Linked DNA regions of Homo sapiens: region 2 is linked to region 1. A link is an interaction called in ENCODE POLR2A ChIA-PET data of the cell type or tissue named here. Cell type or tissue: CD4-positive, alpha-beta T cell. All regions are shown on one strand. Each heading gives the region's core, and the rest is flanking DNA. Links, peaks and the distances in the headings are about the cores only. Region 1 overlaps CFLAR (CASP8 and FADD like apoptosis regulator). Region 2 overlaps BZW1-AS1 (BZW1 antisense RNA 1).

What was found. ChIA-PET counts read pairs that join two places held together with the same protein. Peaks named below come from ENCODE experiments on the same cell type or tissue, not always from the same donor. Only the 100,000 strongest peaks of a DNase experiment are listed, where the experiment ranks them.
Region 2: POLR2A ChIA-PET joins it to region 1 with 5 read pairs; 3 of 35 experiments call an interaction of 5 or more read pairs at or near these places.

What each region holds. Positions count from the first base shown.
Region 1 is chr2:201,126,143-201,142,352 of GRCh38, forward strand. It overlaps CFLAR (CASP8 and FADD like apoptosis regulator), which reads left to right. Exons shown (of 10, transcript NM_003879.7): 2 at 3,587-4,004; 3 at 6,887-6,992; 4 at 9,830-9,965; 5 at 14,215-14,297. The coding sequence starts at 3,724. CFLAR-AS1 (CFLAR antisense RNA 1) reads right to left here. Exons shown (of 7, transcript NR_040030.1): 7 at 14,147-14,303. It also overlaps the pseudogene IMPDH1P10 and the pseudogene RNU7-45P. Among named protein-coding and RNA genes, the nearest start is that of CFLAR, 18 kb to the left of the region's middle. RefSeq lists enhancers at 6,680-6,769, 11,492-12,448, 12,449-13,405, 13,406-14,362. In CD4-positive, alpha-beta T cell, for the core only: no CTCF peak of the experiment used is centred there; DNase peaks (open chromatin) are centred at 3,199, 3,649, 4,679, 4,969 and 1 weaker place; H3K4me3 peaks cover 2,603 bases; H3K27ac peaks cover 4,812 bases.
Region 2 is chr2:200,770,448-200,786,657 of GRCh38, forward strand. BZW1-AS1 (BZW1 antisense RNA 1) reads right to left here. Exons shown (of 4, transcript NR_110275.1): 4 at 10,048-10,342. It also overlaps the pseudogene AOX3P-AOX2P, the pseudogene AOX2P and the pseudogene RNU1-133P. Among named protein-coding and RNA genes, the nearest start is that of BZW1, 33 kb to the right of the region's middle. In CD4-positive, alpha-beta T cell, for the core only: no CTCF peak of the experiment used is centred there; no DNase peak of the experiment used is centred there.

The sequences.
Region 1 (16,210 bases), core at 1,854-6,853:
GCCTCGAAGAAGGGGCTAGATTTTCTTTTATACTTTGGTTTAGAAAGGGGAGGGGGGGGTCTAGTTAAAACAATTTTACAGAAGTAAAGTAGGCAAAAAAGTTAAAAGGATAAATGGTTACAGGAAAGTAAACAGTTCCAGGTGCAGGGGCTTTAAGACTATTACAAGGTGATAGACGCGGGGCTTTGGGCGTTATCAATCTGACGAATTCCTGAGAACTGCGGATATTGCTGGCCACAGTATCTTATCAGTTAATTGCATTCTTGGATGTGCTGGGAGTCAGCTTGCACAAGTTAAGTCCTTGCGGAAGGGCTGCCAGTGAAACAGCCAAGATGGAGTCTGTCTGGCTCTCTTAGCTAAGGGAGAGTCAATTCAGGTGAAAACAAGGCTAAGTGATTAAAGGAAAGGGAGAGTCTAAAAACAGCGTTAGTAAAAACAAGGTTGGGCATTACATGATCACTGGGTCTCCACTGTCAGAGGGTCTTTGAGCTCAGTTCTAGTGGCAGCCTCCTGATCCTCACTTCCCTGGCTGAGGCAAGGTTGTTGCAGCAGCCCCAGGAGTCTTTGTTAGAATCCCACCCCAGAGCTCCTTCCTCCAGTCCTCTCAGCAGTTTTGTTAGTTCCAGTATTAAGTGTAATTTCTACAAAAAATGCCTGGAATATTTCTGTTTCCAGAACCGGATGCTCCTGTTAGCTAGTGTGTGAAAGATAACTCTGACTTGCCTAAGCTTTGTTGATGTTTTGAATAATAATTGGCGATAGTCTCTTGACTTCTGCAAGAGAAATGAAACAGAAATTGGTCTCAAGTTTTAGTTGCTCTTGTGAAGGTCAGGGACAGTTTGTACCAGGGTGTGGGTGTGGAAAAGAAGGGGAGATATAGTCATTAAATTAGAATATGCCTGTGAGGGGAGTTAAGGGGAATTCCTTTAAAATTCTAGAAAACACACACAGGTGCCAATTTTGTCTGGCTAGGGAAAAGTAAACTGCTGAAAACACTTGGGGGGAGAAATGAAGCTAATGGTATCTTGATCAGTCAGGAGGATTGGGTATTTGAAAGCAGGGAAGAAAAATAATTGGACTTGGATATTCCTTTGCCCCTTCATCTGAGTAAGGTGAAAGCAAGTGACTCTTCAGAAGAGGCGAATGGGACACTGAGTCCAGCAGCTCAGGCAGGGTGGAGTTGGTAACTGATGGGCACAAGTCTTTTACTGGGCTCTAAAGAACTCATTCATCTGGGTGTGGTGGCTTACACCTGTAATCTCAGCATTTCGGAAGGCTGAGGTAGGAGAATCACTTGAGCCCAGGAGTTTGAGACCAGCCTGAGAAACACAGTGGGACCCTTTCCCTACAAAAAACTGAAGACCTTATGAGCTTCCCTAGTCTAAGAGTAATTTTTATGTTAATTTCTTGGCTTGGGCTTAAACCCCAACAAAGTGGTGATTATTCGGACCCCAGCCCTACCTCTCCCTAGTATGCTCTCCTTTCTCAAGTACTCACCACCTCTAGCCACAGTGAACTGCCTCCAGCATACACACACGCTGCTATTTTGTTGCATCTGAGTGGGCTGGCTCCACACGGGATCTGTAGTTTCCTTTTGATATTTTCTTTCAATGTGCCAGATGCTACCACTGAGTAATCTAGATTTTGCTGCCAAACTCTACCCCCGTTAGCACAGAGGGAAGACAGTATGCCAGTGCTCTTGCTGAGTGTGCGTGACTGGCAGAAAGCAGTCATGGGTGTGATGGTTGGAAGAAACAAACTGAGCAGATAATGTTTTTTAAAATGATTATCTCATTTTGTTAACTCTTGGTGGCATTGTTATATTGTTGATACTTATGAATTACAAAAGTTAGATGACTGTAAAAAAATAGAGAATTAAGCATTTCATTTCTAGTAGTTCTGTTTGGTTCTTTTTCAAATATGTCAGTGAATTTGTATAATATCTCATTTCTTAGTCTTGTGTTTAATGATTTTATTTTTGTGTTTTTATAATTCCTTCTACTGCATATATTTTATACTTTAATTTATAATAACAACTGTTGACAAAATTGTGACTATTCATTAATACAGTAGAAAAGAACTTGGCCTCCTTTTCATGGAAGCTGATGATGAGATTAAAGCACTGTTGGCCTGCGAGTGGAGTATAGATTTGGGCTGTCCAGAACACATAAAATTTGTATTTATCTTTCTGATAAAAAAAAGTAAAATAGTCTGAGTGCCAATTTTTCCACTTTCATTGAGCACATTTAATTTTAGTAAATTTAACTTAGCAAATTTAATTTCTCCAGTTATTTACAAATAATCATATTTAAGTGAAGTTGGGATGAATGGGCAAGCCCATTTCAAATTTCTAACCTAATTTTTCCTCTTGTTTTCATATAAAATTTTTCTATTTATGTGTTTTTATTTTAAGATAGCTCAAATCTTTTGTGGACTGATACTGTATGTATATAAATAAATGGATTCAGTGCTTCTTTCACTAAATACAGCTAGATAAATATATAAATATACTTGAACACAAATACAAAGCAACCATTGGCAATTTAGAGTTGGGTTGTGTTTCCACTTATTTTTTGTTAATAAATTTGATTTTAACCTGAAATATTGTCTTGTAGGAACAGATAAAGAACACAAGAGGTGATTTAACATAAGTTTTAGCTGTGAAACTTAGAGTAGATAGGTTAGCAACTTAAATTTTGAAAGAAAATAGGATGAGTTTCAATGGAAGAAATTAAGAACACACCCATTGCATGAGCTCCTTACCCCTCCTACCCAGCCCCCTCCCAGGAGTGAGATCTTTCCCCAGATCCTCTGTAACTTCCAGATGTTCCACTGAGAACATCAGAAGCACTAATGGCAATTGCTGCCATGTAGCAGTGCATTGAGAGTCAGGGCCTCTGGCACCTCCATGGGGCTCAGGGTCTGAAGACGTGATCCAAACCTGACAACTTGGTGGCAGGTTCTGTGAGCATTCATGATGTTGTGAAAAGGGCTTGGGGTCTAGGAGGATGGCAGCAGAGGTTTCTGCCCTCAGGTGTGAGTGAGGGGCTTTTGAAGTAGGAGAGCAACTAGAAAAAAGGAGTGGCACAGGGACAGAAACTTCTTTTCTCCATTGTTTGTTCAAGGCCACGTGGGTGGAGTCATTGAGGTGGAGGTTTAACTCTGTGACATAAGTTTCCCTGATTTAGTCAGGCTGTCTGTCGTTGGGCTTTTCCCACTTCCTTCTACTACGTACTTCTTCCCTATTCCTCCTACTGAGGCCATTAAACCCTTAGTTGTAATTTTCCCTGAACATGCTTTACATTCTGATGAATTCTGAAAAAGAATGTGGGGTTTCCTTGCAGATGAGTTCATCTGTTGTTTCATTTCCTTTACAATGTAGGTTTTCTTCTCTGTCTTTTTGGATTAGTCTGTTTTTGGTTCTGTCTACCAAGGATCCCTTTCTTTAGACTTCTATAGATCCCTTTCTATAGAACTTAATCTACTTAAGTCAGGGAGACCACCCAGAAGGAAAGAGCCCATACTTTCAATCTTAGGCATAAGTTAGCTTGATAAGATTTTCAGAAAAATTCCCTTTTAACCACAGAACTCCCCCACTGGAAAGGATTCTGAAAGAAATGAAGTCAGCCCTCAGAAATGAAGTTGACTGCCTGCTGGCTTTCTGTTGACTGGCCCGGAGCTGTACTGCAAGACCCTTGTGAGCTTCCCTAGTCTAAGAGTAGGATGTCTGCTGAAGTCATCCATCAGGTTGAAGAAGCACTTGATACAGATGAGAAGGAGATGCTGCTCTTTTTGTGCCGGGATGTTGCTATAGATGTGGTTCCACCTAATGTCAGGGACCTTCTGGATATTTTACGGGAAAGAGGTAAGCTGTCTGTCGGGGACTTGGCTGAACTGCTCTACAGAGTGAGGCGATTTGACCTGCTCAAACGTATCTTGAAGATGGACAGAAAAGCTGTGGAGACCCACCTGCTCAGGAACCCTCACCTTGTTTCGGACTATAGGTAATTCATCAACTCTTCCTGAGGCTGGGTGGGTGGGAGGGAGTGAAGTGTCTCAGACTCTACTGAATGGCAGAAACGAGGATAATAAGAAGTGCAGCCACTTTACTGTCTCTGCCCACTTATCCAACTGCCAGATGATGTCACTTCATTCCTGTGAGCCCTTTAAATTCTTGAAACTTGTTTTCTTGCTTTCTTTTTCTTTCTTTCTTTTTTTTTTTTTTTTTTTTTTTTTTGAGACAGAGTCTCACCCTGTTGCCCAGGCTGGAGTGCAGTGGCGTGATCTTGGCTCACTGCAACCTCCGCCTTCTGGGTTCAAGCGATTCTCCTGCCTCAGCCTCCCAAGTACTTGGGACTACAGGCGTGCGCCACCATGCCTGGCTAATTTTTTTTTGTATTTTTAGTGGAGACGGGGTTTCACCATGTTGGCCAGGCTGGTCTTGAACTCCTGACCTCAAGTGATCCACCTGCCTTGGCTTCCCAAAATGCTGGGATAACAGGCATGAGCCATTGCCTCCAGCTGAAACATGCTTTCTCAAAGGAATTGGGATCATATGCAGGTAGAAGGGCAGCTGGTATGTGTTTGCCTGAAGGATAGAATGACAAGACGTGAAGAAAGATAGGAATGACTAAGAGCTAGTCATTCTTGCCAGCCTCTGACAGTGTGAGATCTGCAGCAGTGTTTACTAGTTCATTTTCTGTGAAGTCAGTCCTTGATAATTTGTGGTACAAAGAAAGGAAATAACAAGTCTGACAGTAATCTTCCTACCTTTGTAGAGACTCCATCATCCCTTCTGAATCCCTGTTGGCCCTACCCTGCTGAGGAAGTTTATCAGGGTGGGCTCCCTTCCTGCACTTCCTGCGCTTGGAGACATTGGAGAGCCCACATTGAAAATCTCTTCAGTTAACCACATTTAAGTCCCTTCAGTCCAAAGAGGAAATGGCCACTGGAGTCTGCTTTAGTTCCCACAAGCTTTGGGTTGCTCCTTCCTCCTGTTCACATGTTAATGTCTTTAGAGGTTCAGAGGGGCATGGAAGCTACTGAGAGACTGACTTCCTGGGGAAAGGAAGATAACTTGTAACCTTAAGTTGGTGTTTTCTTTTTTTTTTTGAGACAAAGTCTCGCTCTGCAGCCCAGGCTGGAGTGCAGTGGTGCGATCTTGGCTCACTGTAACCTCTGCTTCTGGGTTCAAGTGATTCTCCTGCCTTAGCCTCCTGAGTAGCTGGGATTACAGGCACGCACCACTATGTCTGGCTAATTATTGTATTTTTACTAGAAACAGGGTTTTGCCATGTTGGCCAGGCTGGTCTTGAACTCTTAGCCTCAAGTGATCTGCCCTCCTTGGCCTCTTAAAGTGCTGGGATTATAGGTGTGAGCCACCATGCCCAGCCGGTGTTTTTTCTCTCGACCACCAGCCTTTTATTATGTTGATAATGTGTATTTGGAGATGATAATTATTATCAAGAACTATACTAAAGAGAGCTGAAAGCAGTGTGGGCTTTGGAAAGTATATGAGATTTGAACTTGGAAAGCCTGTTTTTTTGGTTTTTGTTTTTTTGTTTGTTTGTTTGTTTTTGAGACAGGGTCTTGCTCTGTCATCCAGGCTGGAGTGCAGTGGCATGATCATAGCTCATTGTAGCTGGAAGACCTGTTTCAAGCCTCAGATCTACCAATTATGGGCCAGGCAGGCTGGGCCAATCACTAACCTTGTTGGGCCTCTGTTTTCCTACTTGTAAAGCGAAAAATAATAATACCTGACTTTACAAGGTTGTTGTGAGCATCAGTTGTAATAATTTACTATGTGAAGTACTTTTTAAACTGTGAAGCACTCTACAGATAGAAGGGATTATTATCATTGTTATTATTATTATTTTTTTAATCTTCCACCTATTCAGCCATCAGTTTTAATGTCAGTAATCTTCAGACTTTCCGGGAGGCACCAACTGAGTTTCAGTGAATAGGGCAATCTCTCCATTTCCCATTTCCTTGCTATGATGAGTGGAGATTCTTCAGGCCCTCTGGGAAGGGTTGCGGGGGCAGTTGAAGAGGAGTGCTAGATTTATTTATTCATCTGGTGAGTGGGCTTCATTGTGTATTGGTGCTAAGTGTTTTGGTAAGCTCTAGGACAAAATGAAAAGTCTGCCATCCTCAAGAATCTGAGAGCCTAACTGGGAAAATGGCCTTGATGACAATGTCATGGTAACAATACTAACCACAGGGTGTCCTTAGGAGCCCCAGAAAAGTGTGGTTGTTGGTTCTCAAAGTCTATTTCCTAGGGGGGGAAAAATATATATATATATATATATATATAGTGTTAGCTCCAGCCACCAGTGAGTCAGGAGAGGCTTTCTAGGCAAAGACATCTAAGTTCAGAATCCTTGTGATCCAGATGCCTGTACCCTTTGAGTTCAGAGGTGGGCCAGGGTATCTCAGGTATTTCTTTCCTTTAGCATCTTGCAATTCAAAATATGGTCCTTGAATCAACATCACCTGAGAGCTTGTTAAACAGAGAAGGCTACTTCAAATTCTATTTCTGTCTTTTATGTTAGTCATTTGGGTTCTTAAGTCATTTCACTGTAACCTCTGGGGGAGCTAGGGGATTCTTTAAGGAAGTTTCCATTCTCTGAGTTGTTTTCAGAAACTGTTAGTTGGCAAAGGATGTACCATCTCCTATTAAACGGGCAAGGACAAGTTCCCTTTTCTGAGGTCCCTTAAGATCTCTTCCTGGGGTGATCTAGGCTTGCTGTTTTATGAGGGAGGGACATATTTACACAGGGGCAAGAACTAGTCTTTTAATCCATTGTTGCATAGGGGAGGCGTGGGCACTTGGAGTTGTCTTAGGACTGATGTCTGAATTAACTAAATGAACTTGTCTGGTTTGCAGAGTGCTGATGGCAGAGATTGGTGAGGATTTGGATAAATCTGATGTGTCCTCATTAATTTTCCTCATGAAGGATTACATGGGCCGAGGCAAGATAAGCAAGGAGAAGGTGAGTTTTCTTCTTTTGGTTCATGGCCCCAGGAGCCTATCAGAAGTGGGAGCTACTCTTGTTGATACAGAGAGAGGGAAGCAGGCAGTCTGCCGCCACTATAGTGGGAGTCAGACATCTCAGGTGGCTTTTAAACAACATGAATGGGAAGAGAATTGGTTTATGAATTGAAGAAATAGGATTATAACATCTTCTGGTGTGGTCTTGGATGTTTCTTTCATCCTTGGATTTTATCCTTGTTTCTGTAAAATTCATAGGTCTGGCTCATATGTGTTTCCCTCCCTGGTTTGATGGGGTTGTGGGGAAGACATCCCATCTGCTTGTGCTGGGGGAAAACAGGAAGGAGGTGCTAGTCCACTATAGTATCACTCTCCTACTGCCATCTATTTCTCCTCAGCTGACTCAAGGTCATTGTGGGGTCTAGGCTGCATGTAGGAGTGGGGTGGGGGGAGGTTCTTGTGACTGGTGTATCTGGGAAATGGTAAAAGTAGAGATTTAGAGTTGAAAACCAGGAGGCCGGGCGCAGTGGCTCATGCCTGTAATCCCAGCACTTTGGGGGGCCAAGGTGGGTGGATCACGAGGTCAGGAGATCGAGACCAACCTGGCTAACACGGTGAAACCCTATCTCTACTAAAAATACAAAAAAAGTAGCCGGGTGTGGTGGCGGGCGCCTGTAGTCCCAGTTACTCGGGAGGCTGAGGCAAGAGAATGGTGTGAAGCTGGGAGGCAGAGCTTGCGGTGAGCTGAGATGGCGCCACTGCACTCCAGCCTGGGTGACAGCAAGACTCCATCTCAAAAAAAAAAAAAAAAAAAAAAAATGAAGAAAAGAAGACCAGGTAGTGGTGAAGATCTCGGGGATGTCATGATTGCTAGAAAAATATTTAAAATCCATGGCCAGGCACGGTGGCTCACGCCTGTAATCCTAGCACTTTGGGAGACTGAGGTGGGCAGATCACCTGAGGTCAAGAGTTTGAGACCAACCTGGCCAACCTGGTGAAACTCCGTCTCTACTAAAAATACAAAAAATTAGCCGGGCGTGGTGGTAGGCACCTATAATCCCAGCTACAGGAGGTGAAGGCAGGAGAATCACTTGAACCCAGGAGGCGGAGGTTGCAGTGAGTCGAGATTGCACCATTGCACTCCAGCCTGGGCGACGGAGCAAGACTCTGTCTCAAAAAAAAAAATTTTTTTTAACTCCAGTTGGCCTAGCACAATGGCTCATGGGCACAGTGGCTCATGCTTGTAATCCCAGCACTTTGGGAGGCTGAGCCGGGCAGATCACTTGAGGTCAGGAGTTCAAGACCAGCCTGGCCAACATGGCAAAACCCCATCTCTACTAAAAGTACAAAAATTAGCTGGGCGTAGTGGTGGGCGCCTGTAATCCCAGCTACTTGGGAGGCTGAGGCAGGAGAATTGCTAGAACCCAGGAGGCAGAGGTTGCAGTAAGCCAAGATTGTGCTATTGCACTCCAGCCTGGGCTATAGAGCCAGACTCCATCTCAAAAATTAAAATAAAATAAAATAAAATAAAATAAAATAAAATAAAATAAAAAAATATAAAATAAAATAACATTCTAGTTGGCCCTACATGGTACTGTTGACCTAAGGATAGGCCAGGAAATGTTTGAGAACCTATTGTTTCTAAAATATGACAATAGGTCCTCAAAATAGGCAGGCCAGTGCCTGCCTGTAACGATTCAGATAAGTCATTGCTTGAGAATTTCCTCATGTTCCTAATGATTATAGTTTTGTTTCTTAAGTCCCATCAAATGCAAAATGGGAAGGAAAATGAAACTAGAACTCCCTTTTTGGTTTCTCCTAGTAATTGTCTCTCCCAGCCATTTATATATATCTAAATTATGATTATTATTTTCAAAAATAAAGATAGCACTTCAGTAACTAAATGTTAAATGCAAAGGAAATAGATCCCAAAGCAATGCCTGTTTCTGAAATATCGTTCGTTCATAATCACTGTGGCCCAAGGTAAACGAATAGCAGAATACTCAAACCTTGTTGTAATTTCACTTTTTTATAATCCCCTGAGTCAGAACGTCAGAATGAGTTGGAAGGCCCAATATTGATTCAAATATTTTGGAAACTTTAAAACTATAACATGTGATTTTTCTCATAAAGTCTTTCCCCAGCTACCTTTCTTCTCCTTTTTCAGAGAAGCCCTTAGAGTTTTTCACTATGACACCAGCCTGGCCTTTTGGAAAATAATAAACTTAGGAGGATTGTCTTTTCAGCCCTGCTCTTTCACGGTCCTTCTCAATGACACAACATGGCACACGTGTCTCTCTGCAACCAAGGAGCAGATTGATGACCAAAAGACTTACCACCACCTCTGTTCTGAGTAAAAATCAGGAGTCTAAGTTGCTCATGACAGAGATGTCTGGTTTAAGATCACTGAAGGTCACTGAAAGGGCTCATCTTGTCACATTTTCTTACTGCTATAAATCACATGGACTGAGGTTTGCATTTGGGGCTTATTAGTCAGCTCTATTTTTTTTTTTTGAGACAGGGTCTCGCTCTGCTGCCCAGGCTGGAGTGCCGTGGTGCAATCACTGCTCACTGCCTTGACCTCTGAGTTCAAGTGATCCTCCACCTCTGCCTCCTGAGTAGCTGGGACCACAGGTGTGTGCCAACACACTCAGCTTATTTTTTTTATTTTTTGTAGAGATGGGGGTCTCACTATTTTGCTCAGGCTGGTCTCAAACTCTTGGGCTCAAGCAGTCTTCCTGCCTCAGCCTCCCAAAGTGCTGGGATTACAGGTATGAACTTCTGCACCTGGCCTAGCTAGCTCTATTGACATTTGTTTTTTGTTGGTGGTTCTCTTAGAGTTTCTTGGACCTTGTGGTTGAGTTGGAGAAACTAAATCTGGTTGCCCCAGATCAACTGGATTTATTAGAAAAATGCCTAAAGAACATCCACAGAATAGACCTGAAGACAAAAATCCAGAAGTACAAGCAGTCTGGTAAGAATTTTGGCCTCTCAGTGGTCTAGGGGAAGTACTCTGTGCATGGGGGTGGGCATCATGACTGATAAATATTCATTTGTTGGATAGGTGGATGGAATGGAACCTGGATGACCAAAGCCTCCTTTAGCTTGTGGCTAGAAATCGCGTCCCTTTATATTCTTCATATCCCAGATCTGCCAACTCCATTGCCCTGTATATTCATGATCTCTGCAAAATGCTGCCAAGCAGTTCTTAACATTTCAGTCTTCAAGAAAGAATCTGGGATCTGCACAGGCTGGCAGAGCTATGGACATTCAGGGGTTTTGCATGTATGCTGAACCCTACTGCCTTGCTCTGGTATTTGGCCTCACAACCACTGTCCAACTTCGGGTGATGTCACTTGGGTCTCATACCTTCCTTGCATGTGTCCCAAGTTTCACAAAACCTCCTTATGGAAAAGAGCACATTCGATTTCTTCCTTGATAAAAGGGACCAGATTCACATTGGCCTTCTGCTTTACTTGCATTCCTCATTGTCTTTTAGACTCAGCCTCAGCTTGGGCTTTGTTAGCAAGTTCACTGCCACCATAGCATCACAGCCTAAAGGGCATGGCTGAGACTCATTGATCTATAGAGCACTCTTTTACCCCAACATACTCTAAATGACTGATCAAAGATCAAAAACAGAAGAGCATTTATACTCCATTCTTGTTTTTTGAGACCTGCTTGATTTATTCCGATTATTTAACACACAGGGACGCAACAGTGATCCCAAAGTGTGTAAAGTTAAAGCCTTCAACTGCAGCTGAGGAGAGGGCAGGAATGGGGACGGTGGTGAGTCAGGAATGACAGGCAGGCAGCCATGACCAGGGCAGCCTCCTCCCCAGGGCCAGGGACTGGGGAGTGGCCTAAGGAGCAGGACCTAAGGGTAGCCCAGAGCTGGGGAAGGGGGCAGAGACCTCCCCTTGGCCTAGGTCTGGAGCTCAGAAGTGCCACATGCCTGAGGGGGCAGCGGCCTGGGAAGGGCCAGAGGCAGGGTCAGGAGAGCACCATTTCCTGGGGGGCTGGGGACAGGGAGGTGCCCTATAGGAGAAGCCAGGAGGGGCCGTCTGCCCCTGAGGTGGGGGCTGGGCTGGAGCAGGCTGCAGCAAGAAAGACCTGAGGCAGGCACAGGGCCTGAGAGCCCAGCTGCCTGGGTTCAGGGGGGCTCCCAGGGCAGCCTGGCCCAGGGAGCAGTCCTGACTCTGCAGGGGATGCCCAGCAAGGGGGGCTGCAGACCCCTCAGAGCCTCCCCTCCTCTCTCCCTGGAAAGGAGCTGGGGAACCCATAGTGCAAATCTGTGGACCACTCAGTTATGGAGGGAGGCTGTGCCTGAAGGTGGACACTGGGGTGCACTCCCTCCACCATCTCGCCCTGCACCGCTGTCCTCAGTACAGCCACTTCTCGTAAGAGTGCAGGCCATGGATGCCACCGTCGATCTGGGCTGACATGGTCTGCTTCTCAAACTTGAGCTCCCCTGAGTACATCATGGACCGAAGGACAGACAGGCTGTGGGCCCCGATATCCTGGCAGCCATGCTGGATGCCCACTATGAGGTAGGGCACGAACTTCTGAATGGACCCTTTGTCCTGGATGGAGCCCAAGACATCCTGCGTGATCTTCGCCTTATCCCCGTCGTTGAAGTATTGTTTCTGGCTGCTGCTGCTCTTCTCCATGGCATCCAGTGAGCCCATGCCCTGGTACTTCTTGAGCTGCATTCCGTCTGAGAAGAAGCACTCGCCGGGGGCCTCCATGGTGGCGGCCAGCAGGGAGCCCATCATCACTGTGGAGGCTCCTAGGGCCAGGGCCTTGACCACATGCCCCATGGTCTGGATGCCACCATCGGCTATGATGGGCACACCAAAGTTCTGGGTATGCTTGGCCACCTTGTACACAGCAGTGCCCTGGGGCTGACTGCAGGCTATCACTTCCTGGTTGATGTAGATGGAGCCGCGCAGTCCATGCCCCTGCCCAGCCCATCCACACCAGCGTCAATCAGGTTGTTGGCCTGGGCTGCTGTCACCACGTTCCCCCCAATCACCTGGAGGTGGGGTTACTTTTGTTTGATGTAATGCACCATGGCGATCTGATACACCGAGTTCCCTTGGGACGAGTCCAAGCCTATGACATTGACGCCTACCTGGGTGAGCAGGTCCAGGTGGTATTTGTCATCCTCATGGGTACCCACAGCTGCCCCGCCCAGCAGCTGCTCATGGGAATCCTTGGAGGCCACAGGGTAGTCTCGGTTCTTCAGCGCGGTGCAGGTGATAATGGCCACCAGCTCATCGCGATCATTGACGATAGGCAGCTTCCTTTCTTACTAAGCTGCAGGATCTCATTTGCCTCTTTCAACCTCACACTGCTGGAGCCACCACTAGCTTGATCCTTGGCATCATCACCTCACTGAGGAGGGTGGTGTGGTCCTTCTCAGCAAGAAAGTCGATGTCTCGGGAGGTGACGATGCCCACCAGCTTGCTGCCCATGGTACCCGTCTCAGTGATGGGGATGCCAGAGAAGCCATGACGCATCTTGGCCTCCAACACATCACCCACAGTGTGCAAGGGGCTCAGCACCACGGGGTGTGTGATAAAGCCCGGTTCAAACTTCTTGACCTTCTGCACCTCACTGGCCTGGAACTCTGGGGTGCAGTTGTGGTGAATGAAACCAGTACCTCCCATCAGAGCCATCACGATGGCCAGGTCGGCCTCTGTCACAGTGTCCATGGGGGAGGAGATCAGCGGCGTCTTCAGAGTGACCATTGGGTCAGGGCTGAGGTCAGGTCCACCTCATCAGCTATGAAGTCTATGAATCCTGGGAGAATCAAGAAGTCGTTGTAGGTGAGTCCCTGGTCACTGGCGAAGAGCTGCTGCACGGTGTGGGGAAAAGAAAGAGAGATCAGATTGTTACTGTGTCTGTGTAGAAAGAAGTAGACATAGGAGACTCCATTTTGTTCTGTACTAAGAAAAATTCTTCTGCCTCGAGATGCTGTTAATCTGTAACCTTACCCCCAACCCTGTGCTCCCTGAAACATGTGCTATGTCAACTCAGGGTTAAGTGGATTAAGGGCTGTGCAAGATGTGCTTTGTTAAACAGATGCTTGAAGGCAGCGTGCTCGTTAAGAGTCATCACCACTCCCTAATCTCAAGTACCCAGGGACACAAACACTGCGGAAGGCCGCAGGGACCTCTGCCTAGGAAAGCCAGGTATTGTCCAAGGTTTCTCCCCATGTGATAGTCTGAAATATGGCCTCATGGGAAGGGAAAGACCTGACCGTCCCCCAGCCCGACACCCATAAAGGGTCTGTGCTGAGGAGGATTAGTAAAAGAGGAAGGAACGCCTGTTTGCAGTTGAGAGAAGAGGAAGGCATCTGTCTCCTGCCAGTCCCTGGGCAATGGAATGTCTCGGTGTAAAACCTGATTGTATGTTCCATCTGCTGAGATAGGGGAAAACCGCCTTAGGGCTGGAGGTGGGACATGCGGGCAGCACTACTGCTCTTTAAGTCATTGAGATGTTTATGTGTATGCATATCTGAAGCACAGCACTTAATTCTTTACCTTGTTCTTGATGCAGAGACCTTTGTTCACGTGTTTATCTGCTGACCTTCTCTCCACTATTATTCTATGACCCTGCCACACCCCCCTCTCCGAGAAACACCTAAAAATGATCAATAAATACTAAGGGAACTAAGAGGCCGGCGGGATCCTCCGTATGCTGAACGCCGGTCCCCTGGGCCCCCTTTTTTCTTTCTCTATACTTTGCGTCTGTGTCTTTCTTTTCCAAGTCTCTCGTTCCACCTAACGAGAAAAACCCACAGGTGTGGAGGGGCAACCCACCCCTTCAGCGCAGTGAACCCGTCCTCGACCACGTAGCCGGTGCTGCTGCTGATAGGTAGTCCCTCATGCTGCCGCGAGACCCCGCGACCCGACATAAACGCTGCAGCTGCTGCGACGCGGAGGCGCGCCGCTGCCACGCTGCAGCCAGGCGCCGGGTGGGCTGGGTGGGCTGGGGGCGGGGGCTGCGGCAGCGGCGGGGCGGGCCAGGGCGCCCTATACTCCATTCTTCATGATGTTTGGTCGAAGAGTCATCTGAAATTTTGAATTCAGTAAGGTGGCTAGAAAGTTTAGGGTATTTTGAAAGATGGTGATTGACCTTGGACTGAACCACTATTGAAGATTTATTTGATAATAATTTGTAAGTTTTAACTCAGTACCTCCCTTCTGCTTTTATAGTTCAAGGAGCAGGGACAAGTTACAGGAATGTTCTCCAAGCAGCAATCCAAAAGAGTCTCAAGGATCCTTCAAATAACTTCAGGGTGAGTCTGGAGAAAACATATGGAATCCCAGCATGAAACCGTTTCAGAGTTCTAATAAAAATATGCATATTCTCACAGCATGTACTTTATTTAATATCTGAAAAAATTGTGATAGAAATGTGTATTTGTTTTAAAAACGTGTAACTTCTTATATTTCAAAGCTAATACATGTTCATTGAGATATTTGGAGACTATAGAGAAAGATAAAAGAAAATAAATCACCTATATTCCACTATCCAAAGACAACCACTGTTAGTATTTTGGTATATTTCCTTCTAGACTCTTTTTTATGTGGGTTTGCATCTGTATCTGTATGTATGTATATATATATATATATACATACATACATACATACAGTTGGACAATTGGACATTTTTTTCACTGTTCATTTATTCACTTGAAATTGTAACTTAAAAAAAGAAAATGTAACTTTAAAAATAAAAATAGATGCACCATGCCTATGGAAAAAAATTTAAATGTACTACAAGAGGTTTTAAAAGTATTTTTTTGCCCGGGTGCGGTGGCTCATGCGTGTAATCCCAGCACTTTGGGAGGCCGAGCCGGAAGGATCACCTGAGGTCAGGAGTTCGAGACTGGCCTGGCCAACATGGTGAAACTCCATCTCTACTAAAAAATACAAAAATTAGCCAGGTATGGTGGCAGGTGCCTATAATCCCAGCTACTTGGGAGGCTGAGGCAGGAGAATCATATGAACCCAGGAAGTGGAGGTTGCAGTAGCCAAATCGCGCCATTGTACTCCAGCCTGGGTGACAAGAGCAAAACTCTGTCTCAAAAAAAATGTTTTCTTCCTACCCCTATAATACTGACCTCCAATTATTTTTCCTAAAGGCAGCTGTTGTGAACTAGTTCATTCTGTAACTATCCAGAGATAGTCTACACATATATTTCATTTTTGCTTTTTTCTCTTCTACAGATGATAACACCCTATGCCCATTGTCCTGATCTGAAAATTCTTGGAAATTGTTCCATGTGATTAACATGGAACTGCCTCTACTTAATCATTCTGAATGATTAAATCGTTTCATTTTCTAAATGTGTTATAATGTGTTTAGCCCTTTCTTGTTGCTGTATGTTTAGATGCTTTCCAATCTTTTGTTACTACTAATAATGCTATAAAATAAATATCCTTGTACTTCTTTGTGCATTTGTTTTTTTACTGAGCTAATTTTAATGATTTCAGCAAAAGTTATTTTGTTATTGAGTGATGAAACAAAAGATTTTTGAGGGTGTTCATGAGCATAAGTGTATCATATAGTCACTTATGGTTGTTGTGTTCCTAGTACTTAGTACAAGGTATCGGAATTGTTCTTTAGTTAATCTTTTATCTTGAGAAGTTAAATCTTGGTGTAATCTTATCCTCATGTTCATATAAAGATATGTGGAGTTTGTAGTGAGGACTTAGAGCCGGGTACAATTTCATGGTTAAATTAGAAATGCTTTTGGCAGTGTTAACAGCTCTTTTAGAATTTGTCTAGCAGGCTTTTCAGTTTTTGCCAGAAAGCCCTAAAAAAAAAGAAGGAAAAAAATGCTTTTGGCTGAGTGTGGTGGCTCACGCCTGTAATCCCAGCACTTTGGGAGGCCGAGGCAAGCGGATCGCTTGAGCCCAGGAGTTCGAGACAAACCTGGTCAATATGTCAAAACCCCATTTCTACAAAAAATACAAAAATTAGCTGGGCATGATGGTGTGCCTTTAGTCTCAGCTACTTGGGAGGCTGAGGTGGGAGAAATTGCTTGAGCCTGGGAGGTTGAGGCTGCAGTGAGGTGTGAGTGTGCCACTGCACTCCAGCCCTGGTGACAGAGTGAGACCTTGTCTCTAAAAGAAAAAAAAATATTATATATATATATATAAATGCTTTCCTTAAAATATGTAATGAAAACCCACTCTTGTAATA
Region 2 (16,210 bases), core at 6,528-11,527, 350 kb before region 1:
AGTCTTAAAAGGGTACCATGGATGTAATAACAAATAATTTTTATTAAGAAAAATAATGATTCAAATCTTCATAGAAGTCCTTGCTGGACTTGAAAATATTTATGTTTCTCATAGGTGGCCAGCCATGAGCTAAAAATACCCATGTCCTATATGCACATCTGTGAAACGAGCACAGCAACAGTGCCCAATACAATTGCTACAGCAGCGTCTATCGGTGCAGATGTCAACGGCAGAGCTGTGCAGGTGAGTCTTCCTGTCTCTCCTTGGTGTGCCTCTCCCACATCCCTGGTTTTTATGACTAGATACAGGTACAATAGTTGACTTCAGAGAAGTCATCTGTGTCACTACACATAGTCTGAGGTAATTAAAATGTTGGGAGAGTGTATTTGGAGTAGGCTAAATTGAGATGACAGACCCAAAATGTAAAGGCTCAAACACAGTAAAAGTCCCTTTCTTGTACACATATCAGTCCCGAGCATTGTTTGGTCATTCGAGCACCCAAATTGATGGAGGCTCCACCATCTTCAACATGTGGTGTGCCAAGTTGCCCTGGGTGTCATCATTCCAGTGAGCATGGAGGAGCCGGTGTGGAAGACTCTGAGCCAGATCTGGAAGTGATGCAAGTCATTTCCACACACAGTCCATTAGCAGAACCAGTTTCGGGCTATGTCTAACTGCAACGGAGGTTGGGAAATGTAGAATAGTGGGAAACCGTATGTCCAGCTGCTATGGAAGAAGGAGAGAATGGATTTTGGTGAACAGGCAGTCTCTGTTCCTAGGAGACACAGCAAGAAGAAATTTGGCTACCAAGTAATGCAGAGCTGTGCAAGTTTCCTCCAGCATAAACAAGTGCTTGCAGGCAGATAGGCAGGCAGACCCCAGCCAAGGAGACAGGGTGCAATAGAAGCATTGTCTTCAGTGGTATTCTACCGAGTACTTAGAGCTTTTCTTTGTACTTATTTTTTTAACTGAATTTTTTTAAATTGCTAAATTTTCACTGTCTCAGAATAGAATCATGACTTCATATTCCTTAATTCAAATATCTGATTGCATGTACTTTTGAAATATATCTATTTGTCATGTTTCTGTTGCAAACTGTTCACTTTTCCACTGGGATATTGTGGTGAGCCATATTTTCCCAGAATGCTGCAATGATACCACCAACAGGAACCCCTTTCAAATCAGTCCTAATTTTGTGGTGATACCTCTTAAGGAATCAAAAAGCAAACACTCTTTTTTGCTCAGAACAAATGTGTAAGAAACCTCAAATGCATGAGATCTAATTTGGAGTAGGGTCAAACACAAGAGAGGAACAGCTCAGAGTGTATGGGAGTTGTCAGCCCAAAATAAGTGTCAATCCATCTTCTAGAGTATTAAGTTTTAGGTTTCTGTTAAAGATCAGAAAATTTGTGGTCTAGGTCATTATAAAGTAAATTTAATTGTTTTCTCATTTCATACCCAAAGCCAAGGACTTTGTTGTAGTAGTTTGATGGTGGTCGAATGAACAGATGGAGGGAGAGATCAGACACAGGGGGATTCTGGCATGTCATTGTTACAGACTGGAAAGCACAAATTTTAATGAAAATAGGATGTTTATTCCATTTATTTTAATAGCCATAAAATACAAAAGAAATGGTCGGGTGCAGTGGCTCACGCCGTAATCCCAGCACTTTGGAAGGTCAAGGTGGGCAGATCACGAGGTCAGGAAATCGAGACCATCCTGCCCAACATGGTGAAACCTCGCCTCTACTAAAATACAAAAAATTAGCCAGGCATGGTACTGCGCGCCTGTAGTCCCAGCTACTTGGGAGGCTGAGGCAGGGGAATCACTTGAACCCAGGTTGCAATGAGCTGAGATCGTGCCACTACACTCCAGCCTGGCGACAGAGCAAGACTCCATCTCAAAAAAAAAAAAAAAGAAATATACAAATATACAAAAGATGTAGGAAAAAAATGCTAAAGGCCAGGCACAGTGGCTCATGCCTGTAATCCTAGCACTTTGGGAGGCTGAAGTAGGCAGATGGCTCGAGCTCAGGAGTTCAAGACCATCCTGGTCAACATGGTGAAACTCTATCTCTACAAAGAAGACAAAAATCAGCCAGGCTTGGTGGTGAGTGCCTGGAGTCCCAGTTACTCAAGAGACTGAGGTGGAAAGATTGCTTGAGCCCAGATGTTGAAGTTGCAGTGAGCCAAGATGGTGCCACTGCACTCCAGCCTGGTTGACAGAGTGAGACCCTGTCTCAAAAAAACAAACCAAAAGAAAAGAGAGAGAGAGAGAGAAGTTAAGAACCTGAATATTCTAAGAAAGAGGTTCTGAGAGTAGAAATTCAGCTGAACCCATATTTTCACAGGAAGTGAGCCAAGAAGGGGAAAAAATAACCTCCAGTAACTGATACTGTTATCAAGGGCAGGAGTTGTGTTACCGATTTTTCAGGATCACGCACTCCATAGCACTTGCTGACCTAATCAGTGAACATTTGTTCACACAAATGGTAACCACCAGAACCACTGGGCTCTTCTCTAATGTGGATTCCATTCTTTACTACTTCAAGAATGCTTGTCAGATCCTTCTGAAACGCCTTGAGCCCATCATTAAGAAACATCCGGAAGGTAAATGGGAAGACTGGGTAAGTGTTCCACTCCCTTTGAAATGAGAAAACAATGTAAACCAGTACTCAGACAGCACCACAGCATGCACAGCCATCACACACAGAGACAGTTCCTCTAAGTGTCACAGTGATGGAGCATGCCCCCTGTTTCTTCCCCAGTTGAATGGATTTCTGCAAATAGGCAGGATCTCTAAAGGTTGAGAAGGCTACTCCAGGATGTATACCAGGTGTGTATGGAGAAAGCACACAGGAAACAGCAATCACTAGAAGGAGAAATAGAAGTGTATGAAGAATACACTCTGCTCAAGTAAGAAATAAGAGGAAAAGAATGAGCCTTCCTAAGCCACACACACACACATACACACACACACATGCAAGCACGATGTTTTGGGTAGGTTAGGAGGAAAACTAAAAGGCCTATTTGCTCTTGAATATGGCTCAAAGGAGATGACTAAGTTAATCCAACTTTACAATATCCTGTGACTTTTTTCATTGGAGCAATTATTTCACATTTACACACACGCTTACTGTAAAGTTCTAACATTTAGAAATGAAGTCCAAATACCTTGTGCACTGAGTCCCTATCTCATGGATGTGCAGCAGGATTCTATTTTATGTTTGTTCAATCCAGACTTCTAAACTCAATCAGAAGGAAATTGTTAGTGTGCCAATTAAGGAAAAATAATATGATGACGAGTTCTATTATTGGTAGCAAAGCACCAGCAACAATTATGAGATGTCAATTTTAGATTGGACATTTCTGTTTTCACCTAGCAGATGGTATATTTGTTTCGCTTTAACTAAATATGCCCATTCTGCAGATAGAAGCTGCATTTGAACAAAGAATCAGTCTCTCAGCCACTGGATACTTCAGGTAAACATCACAATAATATCTTGACGTAGCTAAGAAAATAAGAGGTAACTCAATCACTGTTGATGGCTGTTGTAATACTTTGGTTCTTGTCGTCTTAGTTTAAAAGAATTTAAACAAGAGACACAGCAAAGCAAAACAACAACAACAACAAAAAGAGACACACAGCAAAAGATGTGCAGCATAGAGTAATTTATTGCAAAAAAAAAAAAAGAATATTTTGAAAATGAGGTGCAGAGTAGACAGTACACCCTGAGAGAGAATTCAGGGCAGGCTGTCCGTAAGGATGAGACAGCAAAAACTGGTATTGCGGACGCTCCCTTTATGGGGATCTTACATGATTATTCATATTGGTGGGAAGAGGTGTTACTAGTAAGCACGTTCTGGATGGTCTTCTGGGTGCACATGTGCAGCTGTACATGCGTGTTCATACATCACATGTCTCATTAGTATCTTAAATCTCCACCCAGAGGTGTGTTTTTTACTATTAAAATAATTTGATTTTACCTGAGGACAGGTAAAATCAAAGTGTGCATGCCCTCTACAGGGGAAATTCCCTACTGAAGATAACTTTGTTTGAATGAGTGCGATTACAATGGAAATGCTGAAGCTTTCGTGTTGATTGTGCCGTCACCACAGTGCTGGTGCTGCGTCCAGAGAACGTGGTCACTTTCTTGACTATCTATGCTGCCTCAACTCTGGGCCGCAGGTCCCTCATTTGTAAAATACATTTTTATTGTATGATTGCTGAGGTCCCTTCTAGGCCCAAAATTCTATGATTTCACATAGGCCTTTCAGTTATGTCCAAAAAAAAAATTAAACAATAAAACACCCTTATTGGGGAAAAAAATTAGATGCTTGACTTACAACAGCTAATCCTTATAATCATTATTTACTATTTATTTAATCATTACTTACAATATCTAATCATTATTTACTATTCTTTATCATGAATAGTAAAAATATATTATCATTAGAAATGACTTGCATCTCAATTTTACAAATCTCCCTCCTTTTACCATAAAACCTGTCTATTTTGAAGCTCCGTACTAGACAAGGGAGAATGGGTGGATGATAATCACCAGTCATTGTCAAATTCAAAAAGCATGTGACATTAGTTTTACAGTCTAATGAAACAAACCACCAAACAATAGATACACACACACACACACACACAGAGAACAGTAAAGCAAATCCTCATGAAGAATGAGGAAATAAGGAGGTAACAGCCCAGCCTAGAGCCTTGTACCTAATGAGTTCTAAATTCCTAAGTTCAGTTACCTAAGAAGAGAGCAAACCAGCCCTCTATCTGAATATATCTTCTATTATAAATTAATGCATTGAATTACCAGTCCTTTTTTACCAACCCTGAATTACCATCAGCTCCCTGTGAGTTTGGTTAGCACTATCCATGGGGTCCCTTTGGGAAGAGTGGTCCCAGGGGGACTACTGATAAAATTCAACTGAGGTTCTCAGTGGGCAGGCAGGCTAAAGCTCAAATCCTTTGTGGTCAAGATACAGGCACACTGTGAGGTCCGGTCCCAAACAATCTATTGGCTTCTCCCTCTTTTTGACATCCTAACTGTGGCACAAGGAATGTCCTCTTTAAATGAGTTTAAAAGGCAATTGAAATGAACATAAATCAAATGAAATGCTGTACTTACCTGGCAGGGGAGATACTGTGATTCTGAAGGTGGTTTTCCTAGAGTGAGGCTTATCTTACCTATTTTACTCCAGAAATGCTGACCCCTGTGATTTCCCCAAATGTAGGAAACTCAACTGCATAATTTATGATAATGGGAGACTGTATTTGTGCCCTCCCTGGCAAAAAAAGAAAACGAAACACTACCATAAAACCTTGGTAACTTTTAAAATAAATCAACATTCTATCTCCCCAGCTCAAGCTAAAAGGCTTTATTTCTTCCGTCAGGGGCTACAAGGCCTTCATGGACTGGGAGAAGGGGGTGGGGGACCCATTTCCTTACTATGTCTGCAGAGCTGCCTGTTCTGAGGTTGAAATTGACTGCCTGACAGGTGCTCACAAGGTAAGTCAAGTCTAACTTTCCTCTTGGCAAATCAAAACAACAAAAGTGTGTTGTATAGTAAATAGCCCAATTCCATTATGTAATTCTCTTATAACAAGAACAAGATTCTTTCAATTCCATGGGAGGGTCCAGAGATCTAGCCTTATCCTGAATTTCCACTTAAAAAGACAATATAGTAGTCAAAAATGAATTGCTGATGACAGTCTAAAATGTATTAAATTTCTTATTTCATTTAGACAACAAAATCACTTTCCAAGATTTCTCCCCCAAAAAAGCTTCTATTTATAAAGAAAAAACACATTTTCTAATCTGAAGGAATAACTAACTTAGTAAATAGTCTTGAGCAAACATTTTGAAAGCACATAGCAATGTGCTGTTTCTCCAAAGTCAATTATCCAAAAAGTATTACTGGAACAGATTTTGGGGGAAGAGAGGTATTAAAATAATTGTTACATTTTCTATTTAATTGAACAGCCAAGAAACCACACATTGGAGACAGGGAATCATACTTAACCCAAAATTAACAACTTGCATTATAAAGGATGCAATTTTACCCAAGGGCCTTGGAATAAATCCCTAAAGATATGAAACTTATGAGGATCTTCCAGAATTTATGATGCTAGAAAAGTCAAAATGTGGTCTTTTCTGTGCCTTTCAGTTTACATTTACAGTTTAAGGTTCAATAATTTCAGTATCACTTTGATCCCTTAAAATAGTTTATTTCTTAAAGAGGCAAAACTTCTTTTAACTAAAGAGAAATCAGAGAAATTCAGTGACAGGCCTGTTGCAGCTGGCCATTTGTGGTTGGTGAACTAAATCATCCATCAACTCAGTGTTAGTGCACAGCCATCTCTTTCCACTGTCCAGCACTTATAGTGCAAAACACACCAGGTTTCAAGGTAGAAGTAAACTGAAGGCCCACTCTGAGGTGTGTCCAATCTCCCTCCCTATCCAGGTTGAGGATAGATGAAGGCTGGTCCCAATGCCCAGAGTAGGTTGTCCAAGAGGCCAAGGTTTGAGTCAAAAGAGAATTGCCAAGTCCAAAAGGCTAGATAGAAAGTAGGAGCCCAGGTATTGAGCCCAAACAGAGAATGATGATCTTGTCAGAGCAAGCACTGGGAAATGGGGGGCAGAAGGGAAGCCCTGAGACACTCCGGAGATAGGCCACAGGCACTTAGGGGCTTTTAGTGGCTCCTTAATAACCTGCAGGCCCATGCCCAGTGCCAAAACAAGGGCCAGATTCATGTGATGCTTCTCAGAGAAGGAAGTAGATTAGCAAATCAAAGGTGGTCTCAACATTTGCCATGAATACCTTCCAAGATCTTGCAAATCCACAAACTCATACATGCCAGTATGGCTCTAGGATTTTCACAGTAAAATGGCAATAGTACCACCTGCCACAGATTATCATGAGGACTACATGAGCTCATAAATTATATTCCAACAACAAATTCAGGTTGAGAATCAGATGAACAACCAGGCACAACAATTATTTACCAAGTGACTCACTCAGACACACTAGCATGTCATGGACTTTGGAGTCACTTAAGAGGAGTCAAAACCATGAATGTACAAGATCTTCCAGGGTCATGGACAGTCCTGGCACTAAATTTGAAGAGTTCAGCAGGCATCTTAACAGCTCTAATGTTGACAGGGTTCAATGCAGTGTTAATTAGCCAGCAGGAGTTCTGGAAAAACTGGAGATCATTTGAGTATACCTGAAAATGATACTTTTAATTCAAATTTTTATGGTGAGGTAATTTTTATTTTGGGCAGAAAATCAGAACGGACATCATCATGGATGCATGTTGCAGCCTAAATCCAGCCATTGATATTGGGCAGGTAGGTGCTGGCCCATCTGGGCAGATGCCCCTTCCTGGGAGTCATTTCAGGGTAGGTAAAGGCCTTCTAAAAATGACACAATGTCACAAAGCTTGAAATTGTCCCCCTCCAGATTGAAGGTTTGTTTATTCAGGGAATGGGGCTTTATACCACTGAAGAACTGAAATATTCCCCAGAAGGTGTCCTGTACTCTCGGAGCCCAGATGAGTACAAAATTCCAACCATCACTGATGTCCCAGAGGAGTTCAATGTCTCCTTGCTGCCATCATCACAAACCCCACTAACCATCTATTCGTCTAAGGTAAGCATCCAAACCTACCACTGCACGGTGTCATGGATCGGGTAGCACAGGACAGATGAAAGCAGGTGGACAAAATAGTAAATCAATGTTAACTGTTATCAGGAACAAATCATTATAGACTGCTAGAATTTGGAGATGACTCACCCATGGCAATCGTGAGCCAAGAATTTTAATAATTTCCTCTTTCACTGAAAACTCTAAAACTCGCCAAAAAGCTTTGACTTCTTAATAGAATAACACTTTTACTTAAGACCCTGAAGACTATAATATTAAACAGGATTGGAGGCGCAATGCGACTGAAATCCTAGCAGTGGCAGCATGGACAGAACCCTGGACTGAGGTCGCAGAAGACCTGCGTTCCTGCCACAGCCCTATCCCCTCCCCATGGTCTTAGGCAAATCACTCACCTCTGAGGGGCTCAGGGTCCTCACCATACCCAGAAATGCATCTAGAACAGTGGTTCTCAACTGGGAGTGGGGGAAGTGGGGGAAGTGATTTTGTACAAGGCAGCCCCCGACCCCATTACAAAGAATTATCTGGCACAAAATGTTACTAGCATCAGAAAGCAAAGACATCAACCCTTAATAATTGCTAAAGTAATGAAACTGCAAATTAAAATAAAGATCATTATTTGTTTGCCTTGCTCTATGCAGATTACGTGAAAACCACCCTCAGAGTAAGAACTTCATCTAGGGTTGAGATGTATTGTTAAAGTTTCTTGACTCCTCTTAAGATATTAAAATATTTCCTGGCCATGGTGGTGCACATCTATAGCTCCAGCTACTCAGGAGGCTGAAGCAGGGGATTGCTTGAGCCCAGGAATTCAAGACCAGCCTGGGTAATCAATAAATAAGATCTTTTGGGAGACTTCTTGCTAGTACCCATCCTCCAAAAAAAAAAAAAAAGTATCCAACTCCATCTGTAGAAATTTCATCATGTCCAAACTGGATCCCACTGTCAGCCCAGGAACACCAGGAACTTCCTCTAGACCTATAGTGATGAGGTCAGGGCAAACCTGAAAGGAAGGACAATCAATGGGGCCTTTGGATTCTCATCGAACTGGAAATCACTCTAAGGGGAAAAGGCAAAAGGGAGCTAAGAGCCCACAGAGAGCAGCTTTTAAGCCACCAAGAGTAACACAGGGCAGAAAGGACTCTTGAGTCCTTGTAGTTGCAGACAGCCACTCACAAGCAGACACTCAGGAAAATCATGGGTTTGCAGGTCCCACATGGAGGGTACTATGTAGAAACAACAGAGAGCTACCAGGCACCGGGAGCTGTGCTAGGTGCTTTTGCGTTTCCTGATCCTTGCAACACCCAATAAAGTTGGCATCACTGCCCACACTTCACTGACAAAGGAACAGAGGAGATTATCTCACTTACCCAGAGAAACATGGGGAGTAAGGGCCAGGATTCAGACTCAGTCTCACTAACTTAAGGGTCACAAATTGGTGGTCTACTGGCTAAATCTAGCCTGAAGATGTACTTTTCTTTGGCCTACACAGTGTTTTTACAAGTCAGGGAATTTTACTTTAAAATACAGATATCTAAATTCTCTTGAGAAAATGGATGATCTGGTAATTTTGGCTGCATTCTTGGAAAGGCAACAACTAACTACAACCAAAGAACAGCTGCCCTTATAGACAGGACATGGGGGTGCTCTTCCTCACCTTACTTTCCACTGCTCCTTATTGTCCTTCATCTGCCTGCATCACTCATTGACAATACCTGCCTGTTCCTTGCAGATGATGGGTTTACAACCTTTCATCTGGTATCAAAGTCTGTACTCTTTCTTCTAGAGTACCCTGCCTATCCTGACCCTGAAGTTAAAAAAGGCATTTTTCTCTCTGCTGATAAAACTGGCTAGTTCAATCCATTGAATGTGTTTTACTAAATAGGGTACTTTCCCATTACCACGCAAAGACACTCATACACACACACATACACACATACATACCTTTCCTAGGGAACAAAATTTAACCCAGACGGGATTCAAGATCTGGGAAATTCAGATTATGCTGGGACTTTTTTTCTTTGTCTTTGCTTTTTTTTTTTTTGAGATGTAATCTTGCTCTGTCACCCAACTGGAGTGCAATGGCATTATCTTGGCTCACTGCAACCTCCAACTCCCGGGTTCAAGCAATTCTTCTGCCTCAGTCTCCCAAATAGCTAGGACTACAGACGCGCACCACCACGCCCAGCTAATTTTTGTATTTTTAGTAGAGACGGGGTTTCACCATGTTGGGCAGGATGGTCTTGATCTCTTGACCTCATGATCCATCCGCCTCGGCCTCCCAAAGTGCTAGGATTACAGGCGTGAGCCACCAAGCCCAGCCTATGCTGGGATTTTTAAGACTACTCAAGCTTCTGATTCAGTCAGTAAGTCAGCCAACAAACATTTATTGAGAAGATTTTGTGTACAAAACACTGTGCAGGGGTTGGGGACACAATGGTGAACGAGACCTGGCCCCTACCCTCTAGAAACTTGTAGTGTAGTATGGAAGTTTCTTACACCAATGTGCCTTCTTACAGGGCCTCGGGGAGTCTGGGATGTTCCTGGGGTCATCTGTGTTCTTTGCCATTGCTGACGCTGTGGCCGCAGTGCGAAGAGAAAGAGACATAGCTGAGGACTTCACGGTGAAGAGCCCAGCAACGCCAGAATGGGTTCGAATGGCCTGTGCAGATCGATTCACAGAAATGGTAGGAAATTGTTTATTTTCCTAAAAGGTGATTTGTCTATTTCCTGCTTCTTAGACCTCTTGGGTAAATGTATAACCTAAGCTGTGTCTAGCTAATCAAATTATGAAATGAAAAAAGCAAATCACACAAATACACCTTGTATACATGTAGTAATTTTAACTTTTAAAAAAGTATTTCCCAAGTGTTAATTTGATCATCTTAGCAACCCTGAAGTATGATAATTTATTAATATCATGCTGCAGCCAGGCACGGTGGCTCACACAAGTAATCCCAGTACTTTGGGAGGCCAAGGTGGGCGGATCACGAGGTCGGGAGATCGAGACCACCTGGCTAACTCGGTGAAACCCCGTCTCTACTAAAAATACAAAATATTAGCCAGGCATGGTGGCACGCACCTGTAGTCCCAGCTACTCAGGAGGCTGAGGCAGGAGAATCGCTTGAACCCAGGAGGCAGAGATTGCAGTGAGCCAAGATCACGCCACTGCACTCCAGCCTGGCGAAGAGTGAGACTCCGTCTCAAAAAAATAAAAAATAAAAATAAAAAGTATATATATTAAAAATGCTGCAAAAACTAATAGCTAAATGGAAAGGAACTGACTGATTTCTCCAAACAGTGGTTAAGTATTCCCTCCCTCTATCCTACCAACTCCATCCTGCCCTTCAACAAAAACAAACACACACATACAGAAATCCATGTGTCATATAGCCATATTTGATAATGTCACTTTCTGTGTTCCCTATACAGAGAGTATACACAGACTGCCTGTCATTTAGAAGTAGGGTGATCCCATTGCAAGCTACTGCCTTTCTCCTTCATTCTGTTTCATACCAATGCCTCCAAGCCCGGGAGAGGGAGGCCTAGGGAGTTATCCATGGGGATACACACATGGCAAATCCCACCTGCTGAAGGTTACAGATAAGCAACTTCCCAGAGGTCATCGAGCCTCGCCTTTGCCAATTTCCTAAGCATCCTAATTTAAGTAATACCAGGTAGCATTACGTGACTGAGCACCAAACTAAACATTTTACACGTATTAGTCATTACAGCAACTCTATCAGGTAACTGCTGGTATTTTCTTCATTTTACTATTGAGGAAATAGGTGCAATAACTTTCCCAAGATCACACACCTAGCATTTGGGGGCCAAGATTCAAACCCAGGCTGCCTGGCTTCACTATAATATATGGTCTCTCAGAGAGAAAAGAGTTGATTCTCCACTTCTTAAAAGGCAATTTCTATTTTCAAATCTATATTAAAAGAAGCCCAAATACTTAACTGACCTCTTCAAAATAACCAACCATAGAGTGAAAAGATCTTATAGAAATATTGCTTAAAAGGAAGTGTCATAATTATTAATTTCCTTCCCCTACATAACCTATTCCTATTTCCATCTTCAAATCTAACTCAACAATATTTCTTATACTCCAATAATACCAGTCACCCTGTAATTTCCCTCCAAGTCTTCTCCCAGTCTATGGATCTGACCCTCATCTGATTCCATTGTCTACAGCAATGATTACAATCACCTGCCTCTGGACAGATGCCCTCCTCAGATGGGCAGGGCCGGGAAACCAGCACCCTCCACCCACTCCAGGAACTCCTCTGTGCGGATCTTGGCCTAGAGGTCAGTCATCTGTCCGTTCCTGACTCTGCTGGTGACGTGATCACTGTAGAATGGTGTCATCTCATACCCCAAAAGCATAAGCACTTCTGACCTTTAAAAAATGTTCTTATTCACATTTTGCAATAATAAATACCCTCTTCTGGAATGGGGCAGATTAAGAAAACTAAAAAACACAAAAAACAAAAATATACTTCTAATCTTCCTTTCTTGCCTGAGGTTAATGTTTTCAGTCTTCCAATGGTCTGGCTCCTAGAAAATGAATTCCTTCATGTCTAAGATTTCAGGCTGTTTTGAATAGTCCAGTTGTCTGGCAAAGTAGCTCTGTCACATACAATGGTAAGAAGTGAAACACTTTGATTTCATTTACCATTTGGGACTTAGCTTCTTAGCTACCTGGTCCATATGATGAAACCATATTTTCTCTCAAGTCTGATGGTTCCTTGATAAGACTAACATATCTTTGCAGATATAAATCATCTACTAATTTGTGCCCATCAATCAAATGCTCAATGTTAGAATAACCTAGCATTTTCTAAAATACTCGTAGATAAATGGTTTATAAATATCACTTCATGTTATAACCTATGTTTGCTATTTTAGACCTCCTTTTAATAACATACATTGCATTTCGTCTTTGTAAAAGTAACATATGTCCGTTACTGAAAAATTAGAAAATGCTGAAAAGAATAAGGTGAAGTTAAAATCAGCCATAATCCCACCAACCAGAACTAACTATAACCATGTTTTGGAGTGTGAGCGTGCATGTGTGTGTGTGTGTGTGTACATTTTTAACCATCCTTTAATTTATATGTTTATATGTACAATATATCTTATTTGTAAACTCATTTAATAAAATCAGGATATCCCTGACGTAAGTCTTGAAAAGATTTGAACAGTATAATTGGGAATGACTCTGCTGAGCCTCAGTCACAGAAAAATCTGGATTGGGAATTTCATGGGAAAAGTATCCCATGAAGCATCACTCAAAAAATAGTTGCTTAAACACAAAAAGAGAATACCTGGCCAAACTCATTTATCCTACAACTCTTAATCTTTGTCTATAGCTACTGGAATAAATTTGAGGGGTGAGGGCAGGACAGAATGTTTAACTTTTCAATAATAAGCCCCCATATGGAGAATGATCATTTATGCTTTTTTTTTTTCTTTTGGAGACAGGGTCTTGCTCTGTTGCCCAGGCTGGAGTGCAGTGTTGCAATCTCAGCTCACTGCACCCTCTACCTCCCAGGTTCAAGTGATTCTCCTGCCTCAGCCTCCTAAGTAGCTAGGATTACAGGGGTGTACCACCATGCCCAGCTAATTTTGGTATTTTTAGTAGAGATGGGGTTTCACCATGTTGGCCAGGCTGGCCTGGAACTCCTGTCCTCATGATTCGCCCACCTCAGCCTTCCACAGTGCTGGGATTACAGGCATGAGCCACCGTGACTGGCCATAATCATTTATCCTTCATACTGATAATTACCTACAATATTCCTAACCATTGCACTGACCTCACATGTATTTGAAACAATGAAAAGAAAGCCCTCTCCAAATACATGAGAAGACTTCAGTTAGTTTGTTCGAGCCTCCAGACCCTGTCTCCTCAACTGTTCACCAACAGAGAGAAGGGGCTGGTTAGAAGCCAGCCTTGATTGGGACCTCCCAAGGAGTGCAGAGAGGAGGAAGTCCTGGGTCTTAGTTTAACAGAGGCCAAGAAACACACAAAATTTAGATTCTTCTACTATTACCTGTTGCAGGAAATGGCAATACTCATCTATCTATACAGAAACATAAACAAGAAACCCAGGAGCCATCCTGGCATTTCTCTCCCTCATACTCAGTAGCTAGTCCTTCACCATGTCCTGTTCATTTTCACCCCCAACAATTTCTTGACCCAGTCCATTTTCTCCATCCTTAACCACTATATTATTCATTCATCCCACAAACAGATGTTGAGCATCTAATGTGTGCCAGGCATTGTTCTACAGAACAATTCTGGGGCTACAGTAGTGAATGAAACAGAGACCCCCTACCTTGGTGGAGTTTAGTTTCTGGTGACCCTGAAGCTACCTACCATCTCTCCACCCTGGATCAAAGCTGCCTCCTGGCTGATCTCTCTACACCCCCTGCAGCCAGAAGCTTGTGGTGTGGCAAAGCAGACCATGCCACACCAGCACACACATTGGCAAAAAGCTTCCCTTTGCTCATAGGAGACAGAAAACTTCTTAACTTGCCTTCTTGAGCCTACAAACCTTCAGAGTCCAGCATGGCCAACCCCACCCACCTCTCCAGCCACCCATGACCCCACCCAGCCACACTTGTCTTCTTCTGTCATTCCTCATGTTAAGGACAGAGACGCTCACTCCTGCTTTAGGGCCTCTGCCATGCTCTTCCTTCTCCTTGGAACCATCTTCTTCTGTTCAACTTGTTAACTCCTACTCAGCTTTAATCAAATTCAACAAATTCATTTGATCCCTTCCTTTCTGCATAGTTTGAGGTCCCAGGAATATAAGGTCCCTGCTCTCAAGGCATTTATAGTCTAGCAGGGAAGGAAGACAGTGACTGTGAATTATAAGTGCTTGGCTGACCCTGGGGTATACTACTACATCCCACAGAATAAAACCTTTCTGACTTAGTCTCGCTCTTTTCTTGAAGTCAGAGGGGTCATAGATGGGATCCCACTTTGGTTACTCGTCATGCAATTGTTCATTTATCTAACATATTTATTGAGTACCTTCCATGTGCCAGGCACTGCTGGGGAACTAAAAAAATAGTGGTGAGCAAGGCAATCTCTGCCGGCATAGAGCTTACATTCTGTGGGGGAAGCCAGACAGTAAGCAAGTAAACAAACGCACAATATAATTGCAAGCAGTATTGAATACTGTGAAGGAAAATTGAAGAGAAGGGAGCTAGAATGTGATGGAGAGATTATTTGATTATAGTTTCTTGGGGAAGTTCCCTCTGAGAGTGTTCACATTTGAGCCAAAGCCTGAATGAAGCAAGGGACCAAGTATAAAGCTGGCAATGATACAGTCCAGGCCAAGAACAGCTCATGCAAAGGCCCTGCAGCTTCAGAAGAATCAAAGCCACTTGGGACTAAGCAGCCCTCAAAAGTGGCCCTTTTGTGTCTGATTTGCCCCTCTGGTAGAAAAGTGTCTGATTTGCCTCTCTGGTAGAAAAATCTTACAATTGTTGTTCTCCATGGCTGAGAGATAAAATAGAATTTGTGGCCACACCATTTATTTTCACATCAGCGAGTGAAACCTGGATAGTCCTTCTTCCAATCAGCAACTTTCCTAGTCTTTATCATATGCTTTATCACACTTCAGGTCTACTTCTTTAGATCTTTAGTGACTATAATTAATTCATCCCCTTAGAAGCCACAGCAGGCCTCCTGAAGTTCTTATAGCCTGGCTGCTCACACAGACCAATTTCTAAAGCATCTTAGAACAAATCTGACCCCATATCAGAATTTACTCTTTTTTTTTTTGAGACAGAGTCTCTGTTTCCCAGGCTGGAGTGCAGTGGTGCAGTTTTGGCTCACTGCAGCCTCCGCCTCCAGGATTCAAGCGATTCTCCTGCGTCAGCCTCCTGAGTAGCTGGGATTACAGGTGCACGCCACCACGCCCGGCTAATCTTTGTATTTTCAGTAGAGACAGGGTTTCACCATGTTGGTTATGTCTCAAACTCTTGACTTCGTGATCCACCTGCCTCAGCTTCCCAAAGTGCTGAGATTACAGGCATGAACCACCGTGCCAGCCAGAATTTACATTTTTAATACATTTGATCAAATTACAACATGGTTTTTAATTGAAATATATAATGATTCACACTGGTACACAATGCTGTACTATGCAAATGTGTATATAGAAAGAGAGAAAGAATAAGAAACATATATATTAACAGTCTTTGCATTGGGCCTTTGAATGCCCTTGTCAAAACACAATTTGTTCTAATGAATAAGAAGGTCAGGGAGTCAGAGTGTCTGTATACTAGAGCATGAGTATTGAAAAGTTCAAGACCTCCTCTTTTAATAACCTCCTTATAGCCATAAGGTAAATAACAGCCCGACTAGATCTATTTCTTAAATAGAAATGATGGTAAAACACTCAGTACTTTTCCCTCGGAATTAAATAAAATAATGCATGTAAAAATACTGTGTAAATATGAGTCACTCTGTAAATATTAGTGTTAAGGTCATCACCAAAAACCCATAAACTGT